Regions from separate parts of the Homo sapiens genome. Here region 2 is linked to region 1. A link is an interaction called in ENCODE POLR2A ChIA-PET data of the cell type or tissue named here. Cell type or tissue: A673. All regions are shown on one strand. Each heading gives the region's core, and the rest is flanking DNA. Links, peaks and the distances in the headings are about the cores only.

Region 1 (7,112 bases), core at 2,876-5,375:
CACTAATTGTCAGAAAGTTCCTCATTGTTATTGCAGGTTAAAGTTTTCCATTAGTGGTCATCGATCCTGACCTCTTTCTGTAATGTGTAGAAAAAGGGTAAGAAAAAAACCCTTTCATTGTGAAATTAAATATGCATGATCCCTGAGTACACAGCAAGGCTTGTGCAGCTGCCAATCTGGGCTGGCATGGCTTGGAATCCTGAAATTGTTTTAGGGCTGGAAGAAAGATTTACCATCATCTGGGTCAACCTCCTCGTTTGACTGATGGGAAAACTGAGGCCCCAGAAGGGAACGATCTGTGCACAGTCCCATAGGGTTCTAGGGTCTGATGACTACCTCTGGAATGCTGAGGGCCCCCACAGCTGAGGCACATTCTCAGGGTTTACACTGGATCCCCAGGGGCATCCCAGGCCCCATCCAGCCTCTCATCAAGGGGATCTGGAGTCAGAAACACCCAGGTGCAAATCCCAGCTCCGCCACTTCCGAGCTGTGGGACTTTAGGCAACTGACTCTGCGCACTTTCTCACCTGTAAAATGGGGAGAGTTTAGCTGGGTGCGGTGGCTCACGCCTGTAATCCCAGCACTTTGGGAGTCTGAGGCAGGCGGATCACTTGAGGTCAGGTAGTTCGAGACCAGCCTGGCCAACACGGTGAAACCCCATCTGTACTAAAAATATAAAAATTAGCTGGGCATGGTGGCGCACACGCCTGTAATCCCAGCTACTTGGGAGGCTGAGGCAGGAGAATCACTTGAGCTTGGGAAGCGGAGGTTGCGGTGAGCCAAGATCATACCATTGCACTCCAGCCTGGGCAACAGAGTGAGACTCCATCTCAAAAAAAAAAAAAAAAAAAAGTGGGGAGAGTTTATATATCTAATTTTGAGGTTGCTGTGACGGTTTATTTATTTATTTATTTATTTTTTTTGAGACAGTCTTGCCCTGTCGCTTAGGCTCACTGCAATCTCCGCCTCCTGGATTCAAGCAATTCTAGTGCCTCAGCCTCCTGAGTAGCTGGGATACAGGTGCGCACCACCACGTCTGGCTAATTTTTGTATTTTTAGTAGAGACAGGGTTTCACCATGTTGGCCAGGCTGGTCTCAAACTCCAGACCTCGGGTGATCCACCCGCCTCGGCCTCCCAAAGTGCTGGGATTACATGTGTGAGCCACCGTGCCCAGCCTCGATGGTTAAATTAATCCAGTAAATATTTACTAAGAATGTCCTGAATGCCCAGCATGTTCCAAGTGCTGAGGAATACAGCAGCAACTTTGAGGTAACAGATGTAAAGCACAATTGAAGTAGACACAGAAAGTGCTAAGAACGAGTTGGTTCCTGTTATATCATCATGCTCACACTGCTTCCCAGCTGAGGTGCTACAAGCCCTGACCCTGGGAAGGGGCCCAACACCCCTTCCCTTCCCTCCTAACGCTCTGGGTCAGAAGACAGGGGGCACCAAAAAGATTCCCATTCCAAGAACCCACTGCCCACTGGGTTCTGAATCAAATGCAAGAAATGGGTGGGCATTTCAGAAGACCTTTTCATCCCTTTCTCCCTTCCCACTGCATTCAGCAGCAGCCTGTTCTGAGCCAATGCCCAGAGCACCCTCCTTTAGCCTAGAAGGCAGCTGGTCTCAGAGTCAGACTGTGGCCTGTGCCTGGAGGATGGACACGGATCTTTGGAACATACATGGTGTCCAGGTCCCTTCTGTGGGCAGAGCCTTTTGCAGGTTGCAGATTAATTTCACAGCCAAGTGTTCCAATGCAGGAGGCCAGGAGAGCAGTGGTTCTCTCAGCCAGTGGCCAGAGGTCCAGCTGTGAAGTGCAGGAACTGTGGTAAGCACCTTGCCAATGCTGTTGTCTCATGGAGCCCACACACGGTCCTGCTGCTCACAGAGAAGGAGATTGAGGCCCAGAGAGGCAAGGTGCTGCCCCGGGGTCACACAGTCAGCCAGAAACTGACTCGGGGTCAATGCATAGTCATCTGATGCCCAAGCCTGGTGCTGGTTACCCACAGCGCTCACTGCCTCCCAGCTGCGGAAGGAGCCCAGAGATGGGATGTGGGGGGTCTGAGGTTGGCCACACGGTGGATTTAAATCAAGCCAGGGCAAGCACTGGGTCTCCTGACTCTGGATCCACGGTGCTTTCCACTGCCTGCCCCACATGTGTGGGCAATTATAAGTCCCAGCTCTTCTTCCCGCAGAGGAGGGGGGCTGCTGATAACTGCTGTCTGGGAGGAGGGTGCTGACCAGATGGTCTCTTTCCTCTCTCAAGACCAAGCCAGGGCCCGGGCAGACCTTGGAGCAGTCAGACCTGAGGCTGCACTTTCTGCTGGGGAAGGTGCTGAAGCCAGGAGCAGGCTCTGCAGGAGGATGGAGATTCTTCCCTCTGACTGGGAGCTTCCCGGGGAGCACGAGGTAAGCCTTTAGAGTCAGGCAGACTTCAGCCTAAACACCACCTTAACTCACCGTATGGCCCTGGGAAAGTCACTTAGCCTCTCCAGATCTCAGCTTCCTCATCTACAAAAAGTAGGTAATAACACTGATTTCAAAAACTTGCCATGAGGACTCCAAGGTGTGTGAAGTACCAGGCTCTATGCCTGCATGAGGTAGGTGTTCAGGGACTGTATGTCCCTGAAGGCTGTGGATTCAGGGTCTCCTGCTTGGAGACAGGGGAGGACTGCATGACTTCAGAACTTGTCACTAGAGGCCTCTGTGCAATTGGGAGGTCACAGAGGGAAGCAGAGATACTCCTCCCTGCTTGCAATGGAGGAATGCTGCCTGGAGTAGCCACACGATGTCCTGGAAGGGCACCTGTGAGAAGGCTGGAGGCCTGGGTTCTAGTCTCACACTTGGGAGCAGAAGGTCTTCAGTGAGCTCCTCCTCCCTTTCACCAGGACATTTTTTCAGCCGCACTGCCTATCCAGGGCTGGGCACTGGGGGAAGAGCACAGGATGGGGAAACCTTAAACCTTTCCCCAGCAGAAAGTGCGGCCTCAGTTCTGACTGCTGGGGCCTGAACAATCTCTGATGAACAAACAGAACATAAACAGATCACCAACAGGGGAGGGCCAAGTAACATGGCTTCAGCACAAAGTGCATGGCTAGCACTTGGAAGACAGGAAGAACCTAGGAAGGCTGCCTGGAAGAGGTGGTGTATGGAATATCCCTGAAAGAAAAGTGATGAGGAAGGGCATTCCAGAAAGGGGGAAGAGGGAGGGCAAATGCCCACAAGCAGGATGGTGCGCATTCCTTCTGGGAATTCTGGGATCTGACTGGCGGGAACAAAAGGCCCAAGTTTGGAGTAATGGGGCACGGGGAGATTCCAACCTCTCCAGGCTGTGCCACTTACTAGCTGTGTGGCTACAGTTATGTGGCTGCGTGAGCCTCAAGTTCCTCATGTATAAAACGGAGGTAAAAACAGTCACTGCCTCTGGGGTTGCTGGTGAGCATTACATGAGATCAGTCTCATAAAGCACTCAGCACAGTTGCGGCGTGCAGTAAGTGTCAAGCAGTGGCAGCCTCTGTTAGGAGCTGGGACTTTCTCCAGGCACTGGGGAGCCATAGGCGGATCCTGGGCAGGGAGGTGGTGTGATTGGATTTATGCTTTAGAATGGCATGGAGAAGGGGTAGAGTCCAGAAGGAGGGAGACAACGAGGAGGCCTGAGCAGCTGCCTGGGACCAAAGGAAATGGCCCAGTGGCTGACCCCTTCTTCACAGAGGAGCCCCCAGATCTGACAGCCAGGTCCCAGCCCCCAGACCCAGCAGCATGACCGCTAGGGGGTTGCCATGGCCGCCCATCACCCTCGAACTTTCCTAGCCCTCAAACTTTTCTAGCTGCTGGGGGTTTAGAAGGATATCTTAAGAATCTAGAAAATTTGCAAATCCATTTAAATCCCCAGAGGTTGCCTGGCGGCTGACTGGCCTAAAGCCAGACTGATTCTTAGAAACAAGGCTTGGGCCAAGGAACAGCGGCTATGGTCCTGAGGTCCCCAGTCCCCTGCTTTCTGTGTACCCTGCCTACCTTCTCCCAATTCCCCTCTCCCGCTCTTCCCAGCTCTCCCCACTCCCCATTGACTGTGCTGTGCTTTGGAGGCCCCCAGTCAGCACCCAGAAACCCCTGAGGATTGTTTGATGAAGGCAGGAGCAGCAGGGATGATGAGGTGGAGGCCACTCACCCCAGAGCAGGGGAAAGGAGAAAACTGGCTCCTCCATCCCTGACATCACCCACAGTCTCCCAGCCTCCTCTCATCTTGTTTTGTTAAAAATATCTTCCCTTTTTTTTTTTTTTTTTTTTTTTACCTACTCGAAGAGATGCAGGTTAGGGCAAAGGGACAGGGCATGGGGCTGGGGTTCCCACTTTTTCCAGCACTTACCTTGCTGCTGATGGCTTCTGGTGTGGGCACAGTTCCAGGCTCTGGACAGTCACCCCCTCCAGGAAGTCCTCCTTACTGCCCTCTCCCAGTTATCAGAAAGACTGCTGGTCCCAGAGTGGGTAACAGCTGAGTAGAAGGACAGGCAGGACTGGTGCAGGCTCCTGAAGGCTCAGGAGAACAGAGGGATGGAGGAAGGGGGCTGCTGTAGGGGAGAGGAGCGGCCCAGCTTCGCCTCACTCCCCAAGCATCCTTCGGGAGGAGCAGAGCCGCCAGAGGGGCCGCCCTGGGTCTGGCTGTCTGCGTTGGGCAGGGCGAGCACAGGCTGCTGCTGGGCAGCAGGGCTGAGGGGCCGGCTCTCTCCTCCTCCTTGTTGATCTCCTCTCTGGCTCCAAGTTGCTCACAGAGCGATCCTGGGTCCCAGATAGGGCGGGCAGTCACTGCTGGCTGCTGGCAGCCTCAGGAGCTCACACCACTATGGGCTTCCATGCCCCCCCACTTCCCCCGCCACTTTGGGGGAAAGGCTGCAGGGTGGCTTCTGATTGGCCCAGCTGGGAGAAGGGGGGGCGGCGGGGCAGGGAGGGTGGACGCGTGCGTCTGTTTTCAATTTCAGTTTTTTTCCCCCTCTCTCTTTCTTTTCCCCCAAGTTTCTTGTTTTTCTTCTTTTCACTCTGCTTACTCCCTCCCATCGCCCGTTCGCTCAGGATGTGAGGGGATGCTTAGAAATTCCACAGCCCACGCCAGCCGCCAGCTGCTGAGTCACTTTTGTCAAAGAGTGGCCTCGGCCCCACTTTCCCGATGCCCATGTCGGGTGGCGGCCTCCCCTTGCCATGGCACCCAGGGAGATCATTTCTCAGTGCCTCAGTTTCCCCATCTGTAAAGGAGACTCTGATCATCTCTGTGGTTGATTCAGTCAACCTTCATTCATTGAACAAGCATACTGAGCATTTACTACATTCTAACACTGTACTGGGTGCAGGGGACAGTAGCAAGACGTGGTCCTGACCTCAGAAGCACCAGGCTAGTGAGCAAGATATTCATTGGGCAAGCAGGTGCCCGGTCGGCAGACAGGAGGCTGAGAGTGCATTTAGAAGGACCCCTAACGGAAGCCTGAGAGAATCAGAGAGCACTGCTGAGAAGAGGTGACATGGAGGAGATGGAAAGATCCTCCAAGATGATCAGCCGTTTTTCAGAAGGACAAACCAAGGCCCAGGGGTGAATTGGCACAGAGAGGGAATGTGATTTGGTCAAGGTCATCCAGCACAGATTGGATATCTCTGGATATTGACAGATACATTCCTTTTCACGTCTCAAAGCCCCTGGGGTGCAAGGAGAGGATTATTTGCCCCATTTTATAGATGGGGACACTGAGGCCCAGAGGAGCAAAATAAGCTTCCCAAGCTTACGCAGCAATGGCAGAGCTGGGGCAGAACTAGGTCTCATGAGACACATGATGGAAGAGACACAAGTCATCTGACCCCCACCCGAGACCCCTATTCCAGTGTAGATGAACCCCCTGCCCTGCTTTCTTCCTAGGTTCCCCCTGTGGCTCTTTCATTCAGTCACTCAACAAGATACTTTCTTTTTTTTTTTTTTTTTTTTTTTGAGATGGAGTCTTGCTCTGTCTCCCAGGCTGGAGTGCAATGGCGCAGTCTAGGCTCACTGCAACCTCCGCCTCCCAGGTTCAAGTGACTCTCCTGCCTCAGACTCCCAAGTAGCTGGGATTACAGGCGCACACCACCACACCTGGCTATTTTTGTATTTTTTGTAGAGACCGGGTTTCACTATGTTGGCCAGGCTGGTCTCAAACCCCTGACTTCATGATCCACCCACCTCAGCCTCCCAAAGTGCTGGGATTACAGGCTTGAGCCACCGCACCCAGCCTCAACAAGATACTTTCAAGTATCCGTTTTGTTCCATTTCCATTCTCTGGCTCTCCTTTCCTACCAGGGTCTGCCAAGACTCCTCCAGTTCCCCCAGCTGGGTCTCTTCTTCCACCCTCAGCTTCTCAGATCAGAAGACATCTCCAGTTACAGACTCCTAGCCCTCAGATGGCAAAGGGCATTATTTTAGAAGGGCATATAGAGTGGGCTTACCACCCCTGCTCCCACTACTGCACCCACAGGGCAACTGAATTCCAGAGGGTGAAGAAAGCTGTCCCAGGTGACACAGGTAGAGGCTGGCTCTGCCCTCCTTCCCTCTGCGCCGCTAAGTCTTTCCTCCTCAGCTTCCCCCAGACCCCTGTTCACAGAGCAGAGGATTTGCGTGAGCTGGGATTCCATGCCCACCACAGTCAACTATCTTGCATTTCTTGGTCTAGTCCCAATCGGGATTGCCCAGCAGAGCATCTGGGCTGGACCACATAGAAGGAGAAGTGTTCTCAGACTGGTTCCCAGCCACGGGTTGGGGACCATAAGAGTACCCCGAGAGAGGGGGCCTGGCCAGGTCTTTGTGGCAACAGGGAAATAGGGGAATGTGAAAAGATCCCACAGGCCACAAGGTCAGGCTTGCACAGGGATTTCTTGTGCCCAAAGATTCCGTCAGAAATTTACGACTCCCCTCCTAGCATCTGCCTGGGCCATTCACCTCTGAATCCTTGGCTGACCCTCTGCAGCCAGGCCAGCCTGGGGGAGGCCACGAGACACACCAACCCCCTAGTCCCCAAAGAAGCTAGTCTGGGAGTCAGAAGACCCAGCCACAGACTTATCAGGAGAACTTGAATAAGTCCCTTGCCCTGCCTGAGCCTCG
Region 2 (7,112 bases), core at 1,841-4,340, 350 kb before region 1:
GGAGGAGCCAGCAGAGCTCCCACTTGCCACTTAAGGGATTCTCCCACTTGAGGGTTCACCAGCCCTCAATCCACACCACCTCCACCCCCTCCACTGTCTTTCCTCCTTTTTAGGAATTGCTGATGGGGCACCTGACACTTTTCCACCCTGCCCACGTGCTGACCCTGCATGTCTCAGGGCCCTGGTTGTCTGCTCTCTGAGGTTGACCAGTGCTGGAATATGGGGGACTGAGGCTCAGAGAAGTAGAGGGACTTGTCCCAAATCTCATACTATTAGCACAGAGGATTCAGGTTGTGACTCCCCATCCAGTGTTCTCTACTATTGCTTCCACTAGGACTCAGAGGTCTTGAGATTCTAGTCCTGGTCCTGTCTTTGACTTGCTCTGTGACTTTAGGCAGCTCACTTTCCCTCTCTGAACCTCAGCTTTCCTGTTTGAAAAATGGCTTAACCTCTGCCCTGTTGTGAGTGTCAAATGGGAGAATATCTAATTTACAGCATAAAGGATTTTTATGAGCCCTGAGACCCACCAGTCCTAGTAGAGTGGGAGAAACCTAGTAGGGCAGGAAAGTGGGTTCTCGTGGTACTTACATGTGCGTATGGCAGGGGCTTCATTTGACAAAACACCTCCTTGTTCTGTCATTGAGAGAGTTCCTCGCCTCCTGCCTGTTTCTCTTAGTCCTGGGTGGCAATCAAGCATCTGATTTTCCCCCTTTCCTAGTTCAGGTGCCTGTTATTCTGTCATTAGCACACAGTAAGGAGGCCCAGGGGTGGGGAGCCTGCTGCAGTGCCACCCCCACCCCAGGACACATCCCTATTACTTGAGAAGAAGGGAGTGTGGAAACGTGTGATTCAGTTGACACAGATTCATTGTACTCGCCCAGTTCTTCGCTCTGGAACGCACTTCTACATAAGGCAGGCTCAGCTGTGGCTTAGGAGGCCAGCCAGAGCCTCGAGTCTGCAGGACCTGAGCGAGTGGTGGTCTGCTCAGCAGGCCTCCTTGGCTTCCCTTGGCCTCTGGCCCTCACTGACCACATGACCAAGGAGAGCCTGCTGGGGCCAAAGAGAACCTCTTTCCCACCAGCTTTATCTGGGAGCCTGTGGGTCTGCGTTTCTCATCATCTGACCCACTGGAAAAGGAAAGGCAGGAGTTTCCATAAGGGAATAAATGGATGCGGAAGGAAACCACCCCTCAACCCCCGGTAAAGGGGGGTTAGTGTGAGAGAGACTGCAGCCTTCACGATAGTGTGAGGCAGAGATGCCAAAACTGTCCTGGGAAATAGTGCCTCTGCGCCTCCACCCCACACCCTCCCGTCCTGCAAAGGTTTAGTAAGCACCTACTCAGTGCTTGGCACCTTTCCAGGTGCTGGGACTCAGCAAAGGACAAGGCCAGGTGCTTGGACAGTTTATATTCTGGAGAGGAGACGGATGGTCCCTGGTTCCATGCTATGCTTAAAACACAGTGATGCGGCCGGGTGCGGTGGCTCACACCTATAATCCCAGCACTTTGCGAGGCTGAGGTGGGTAGATCACTTGAGGTCAGGAGCTTGAAACCAGCCTGGCCAACATGGCGAAACCCCATCTCTACCAAAAATACAAAAATTAGCCAGGTGGTGGAGCATGCCTGTAGTCCCAGCTACTCGGGACGCTGAAGCAGGAGAATCGCTTGAACCCAGGAGACAGATTGCAGTGAGGTGAGCTCACACCGCTGCACTCCAGCTGGGGCGACAGAGTGAGACGCTGTCTCAAAAAAACAAAAACAAAAACCCACAGTGATGTAATCCCCGTGAGTGGAAGGATTGGAGTGTTGGGGAAGGCCTCTCTCACTGCGACTGAACAGTGGGAAGGTGGCCCCAGGACCTGGGGGAGGTGTCCCAGGTGGACAGCCCCAGACAGAGGGTTGTGTTCCATGGGAAGGAAGAAGGCCACCATGCCTACTGTATAGGGAGGGTGGGAGAGTCCAGGAGGTGGTGAGAAAGCAGGCAGGCTCCAGCTGCACTCGGCCCCTGAGGACTCCGGGTTTTAGTCAAGGGCAATGAGAAGTCAGGGGAGGGTTTTCAGCAGGAGAGTGAGCGATGAGCCCTGGTATCCGCTCTGCCTCCAGCTCGCTGGGCATGGTGGGCAAGCCCTGCCCCTCTTGATGGGAGCTTCCTCCTTCGTGATGTTGCCTGGGCTTCTGGAACCCAGGAAGACTCTCAAAGGTACTAACAGGTGTGGAGAACTTTCCCCTCCCCATTCTTTCAAAGTCACATAGATAACATGGGGAATGCCCACTTTGCTGGATTCTCACAGGCTGCTCAGACACCCTGAGTGGTAAATACCATGGACTTGGGGAGTGGTTTCTTAGTCTGGGGTTTGGGTCAAATTAACTATCATAGGGTCCTTAAATAGCCTACAAAGTAGTGTATATGGAAAATAGGTACGTGTATATGAGTTTATGCAAATAGAGAATTCACATGCAAGATACATCACCCTACTTCTAATGTGTAAGAAAGAAATAGAAATATGGCTATTTATTTATTTATTTGTTTTTTTGAGACGGAGTCTCACTGTGTCCCCCAGGCTGGAGTGCAGTGGCATGATCTCGGCTCACTGCAACCTCTGCCTCCCGGGTTCAAGCGATTCACCTGCCTCTGCCTCCCGAATAGCTGGGATTACAGGCGTGCACCACCACGCCTGGCTAATTTTTGTATTTTTAGTAGAGATGGGGTTTTGCCATGTTGGCCAGGCTGGTCTCGAACTCCTGACCTCAGGTGATCTGACCCACCCACCTTGGTGCTGGGATTACAGGTGTAAGCCACTGCGCCTGGCCTATTTATCTTTTTTGCCAATCACATAATGTTAAATTCACTCTGGTTAAATAGGAATATGATGGGTTGCCACTATATGACTTTTGGTTAATAAACATGGGAAACCTAATTAACTCTTTCATAATTCCTCCCATTTCAAAGCCCAGGGCCATGGTGGAGCTGTGGGGGTTCCCCAGGGAGCCCAGTGTGGGAACCACAGGACCAGATGGGCTGTGAGGCCCCTCCAGCTCCCACGCTGTGCAGCAGCAGGGGCAGCTGTGGGCCGAGCACTGCTGAGTCATCTCTCCCTCGGCCTGGTCATGTGTTGGCTGACAAGCCCAGGCTGGTGTGGAGTCCTGGCCTGGGTTATTGGGGAACTGACTTCAGCTCTGGCCTGCCGAGGCCCCCAGCCTACTGGGAAGGGGGAATCGCCAGCTACCTACTGCCTGTCCACCCACCTGAGGGTCCCCTGTCTGTTCATAAACCCCAGGAGCCGGCCACCTGAGAGGGCTGCATATCCTGGGTGTGTGAGTGCTGCCTGGGGGCTCTGGCATGACAGCAAGGCGGCAGTCAGCTCCAGGCAGCACTGGGCTGAAGGTGTGCACTGGCATCTTGCTGCCCTGTTGAGCATGACATTTCCTTAAATGCCATGAAGGGGCTGCCTGACCTTCACTCTCTTGCCAGGACCCCCTTTCTACCTCTTTCTGGGTTATTTATAACAGTGTTTACAAGAAAAAGGGCTTCTCAGCTGAGCCCTGGCCCTGCTCCCTCGGTCTCTCCTGCCAGCCAGGGCAGGAGATGCGGAAATAGAACCAGAGAACGTGGACACTATAGGACCCCAGAAAACACCTCCAGATGGAGTGTGTGGGACACTTTGTTTTTTTAGGTCTCTGGGACTTTTTTTTTTTTTTTTTTGAGACAGTTTCGCTGTTGTCGCCCAGGCTGGAGTGCAATGGTGTGATCTCGGCTCACTGCAACCTCCGCCTCCTGGGTTCCAGCGATTCTCCCGCCTCAGCCTCTCGAGTAGCTGGGATTATAGGCACCCACCACCATGCCCAGCTAATTTTTGTATTTTTAGTAGAGACGGGGTTTCACCATATTGGTCAGCTGCTCTCGAACTCCTGTCCTCAGGCCGTCCACCCACCCTGGCCTCGTAAAGTGCTGGAATTATAGGCTTGAGCCACTGTGCCTGGCCAACTTTTTAAAAAAAATTGTGGTAAAATGTACCTAACATAAAATTTACCCTTTTTTTTTTTCCTTTTTGAGACAGGGTCTTGCTCTGTCATCTAGGCTAGAGTAGTGCAGTGGTACCATCACAGCTCACTGCAGCCTCAACTTCCTGGGATCAGGTGATCCTTCCACCTCAGACTCCAGAGTAGTTGGGACAATAGGCATACGCTACTGTGCCTGGCCAATTTTTGTATTTTTTTTTTTTTTAGAGACAGGGTTTTGCCACGTTGCTCAGACTAAAATTTACCATTTATAAAGTACAAAACAGTGGCATTAAGTCCATTCACCATGTCATAAAACTATCAGCAGTCCAGCACTTTTCTGTCCTCCCAAAGTCAGGTACTTTGTCATCCTCCTGACACAGGAGGATGGCTGGCATGTCCCTAGGCACATCTGAATTTTGAGGAAATCCCACACAACATGGCAAGGAAAGGAAGCACCTGCCAGCTCATGAGCAGGGTGTCAGTGGTCGCCCCTTCAGCCGTGTGACATGAGCAACAGTCACCCTTTGCTTTCCTTCCGACTCAGGACCAAGGTCAGAATTCCAGCGAGTAGACTGCCAGAGGACATCCTGATTGCAGGAAGAACCAGGAATCTGCTCCAGTCTCTTTCTTTTCTTAAGCAAAATCGATGCATTTCACTAACTTCACTCCTTTCATTAGAAATAGGGCACGTGTTTTGTAACTCACCTCAAAGCTGAATGCCACCCCCCATCCTGGCAGGCCATTCACCATCTTTGAGAAGAATTTAATAACAGTTCCTGGAGAGTTTCTTATAAGCATTTTACAGTTTTCCTAAATACCTCATGAGGGCTGGAGCAATTCCACAGCAACTAGGAGGTTATGGGCCCCATTGCAGAGATGTTGAAACTGAGGCCCCACTAAATGGCGTGACCCGAGACATGGTCCCATTTTAGTCACCTGCATGAACAGTAACTTTCTCCATCTAATCCCGCCCAGGTGAGGGCTAAGGTAAGGCAAAGGAGGCACTTGGCTCTGGCACAAAATTTAAGGAGATGCTAAAAAACTCAGTCGTCAAGATCAATCCTATTTATATCAGTGTTTAAAAAATAATTGATATAAATATCCATGCTGAACAAAATATCCAATTTTAAAACAAAGGCAGAAACAGCAACGGGGCCATGCGTAGCCCTACAGGAACCGAGGCAAGAGGGAAAAAATTGGCACCACTGACCTCACCTTTACTTAGAATTTTGGTATTTTGTTAATCTTGGGTGGATATTTTGCATTAATTTTAAAATTGCATTAAAATATGATCTACCTTGATGACTGAGTATTTTGATGTGTAAGGCACCCTAATTCCAGCCCCAGCTCCACCTCCCAATTTCTGTGAACTACTGGAACAGCTGACCCCTGCCTTCAGGTCCCCAGGCCCTGGGGTCCTTGGATGCCAGGGCCTTTCACTCCTGAGAGTCAAGAGAGCAGCTGAGGATGGCATTTGATCCCTGCAGTCTATTTTTGTGCCTGCCCTTCAGCAACTGATAAAATGTTGCTCTCGGTAGAGCTGATGTGTTGAAATGGTGAGTGTTGATGTCAGGTGGTTTGTGTGATCATGTATCTTCATTCTTGACCTTGTAGAGGGGCCTGGAACCAGGAAAGAAACTGAACTCTCAGCGTTTTTGCCCCCCACAGACTTTGACAAAACCTGAAATTGTTATCTGGTGACTGAGGCTGCCAGGAAGCTTGGTCTTGTCTTGGGGCTGTGTGGAAAAAATGCACATGTTGCGCTCTCTTGTTTTTGTACACGGTCCTATACCCTTTACAAGACACTCATTTTGTTTCTTGAACGCATGTTTATTGAGCACCTACTATGTGCCAGGCATTATGCTGGGCATTTGGGATACAGTGGGCAACAAGGCAAACCCAGACACAGCCCCTGCTCACATGGAGCTGCCAGTTGTGGGAGGCAGCAGTAAACAAGTAGATAAATTAGTAATGGGGGTAGTTCTGGAGATGGATGGTGGTGATGGCTGCATAGCAATGTGGGTGTACTTAATGCCACTGAACTGCACACTTAAAAATGTTTAAAATGGGCCAGGCATGGTGGCTCATGCCTATAATCCTAGCACTTTGGGAGACCAAGGCAGGAGGACTGCTTGAGCCCAGGAGTTTGAGACCGGCCTGGACAACACAGAAAGACCCCTATCTCCACCTTAGATAGATAGATAGATAGATAGATAGATAGATAGATAGATAGATAGATCCATCTCTACCATAGATAGATAGATAGATAGATAGATAGATAGATAGATAGATAGATCCATCTCTACCATAGATAGATAGATAGATAGATAGATAGATAGATAGATAGATAGATCCATCTCTACCATAGATAGATAGATAGATAGATAGATAGATAGATAGATAGATAGATAGATCCATCTCTACCATAGATAGATAGATAGATAGATAGATAGATAGATAGATAGATCCATCTCTACCATAGATAGATAGATAGATAGATAGATCCATCTCTACCATAGATAGATAGATAGATAGATAGATCCATCTCTACCATAGATAGATAGATAGATAGATAGATAGATAGATAGATAGATAGATAGATAAGCAAGCAAGCAAGCTGGGAGTGGTGGTGTGCACCTGTAGTCCTAGCTACTAAGGAGGCTGAGGCGGGAGGATTGCTTGAGCCCGGGAATTCAAGGCTGCAATCAGCCATGATCATGTTACTGCACTCCAGCTCGGGCGACAGAGTGAGATCCTTTCTTAAAAAAAAAAAAAAAAAAAAAAAAAAATTAATCAATTTCATGTTATTTATATTTTACCACAATTTAAAAACATACTGATAAAAGGAGGCAGGGGATAGCAGAGAATGATAAGTGCTAATCGAGGGAATTCCAGCAGGGTGCTAGGTAGGCCAGAGACGGGATGGCCATTTGGGGTGCAGTGGTCAGGGAGGCCCATCTGGGGAGGGACGTTCAACCTGGGATGAGGATAGAAAGAAGGGAGCCGCTATGGGAGATGAAGGAGAGAGAAGGCGTTCCAGGCTGAGGAAGGCTCCAGCACAGAGGCCCCGGGGTGGACACTCAAGCCACACAACTGTTCCAGGAGGGAGGCT

The links. ChIA-PET counts read pairs that join two places held together with the same protein. Peaks named below come from ENCODE experiments on the same cell type or tissue, not always from the same donor. Only the 100,000 strongest peaks of a DNase experiment are listed, where the experiment ranks them.
Region 2: POLR2A ChIA-PET joins it to region 1 with 11 read pairs; 2 of 35 experiments call an interaction of 5 or more read pairs at or near these places.

What each region holds. Positions count from the first base shown.
Region 1 is chr5:150,151,030-150,158,141 of GRCh38, forward strand. PDGFRB (platelet derived growth factor receptor beta) reads right to left here and starts at 4,816. Exons shown (of 23, transcript NM_002609.4): 1 at 4,368-4,816. RefSeq lists enhancers at 1,536-2,056, 2,057-2,576, 6,734-7,112. In A673, for the core only: no CTCF peak of the experiment used is centred there; DNase peaks (open chromatin) are centred at 3,472, 3,912 and 4,892; H3K4me3 peaks cover 2,287 bases; H3K27ac peaks cover 2,469 bases.
Region 2 is chr5:149,802,926-149,810,037 of GRCh38, forward strand. The region is part of intron 1 of PPARGC1B (PPARG coactivator 1 beta); the gene reads left to right. Among named protein-coding and RNA genes, the nearest start is that of MIR378A, 74 kb to the left of the region's middle. RefSeq lists enhancers at 1,311-2,120, 2,772-3,421, 3,011-3,155 and a cis regulatory region at 3,078-3,088. In A673, for the core only: no CTCF peak of the experiment used is centred there; a DNase peak (open chromatin) is centred at 3,046; H3K27ac peaks cover 1,247 bases.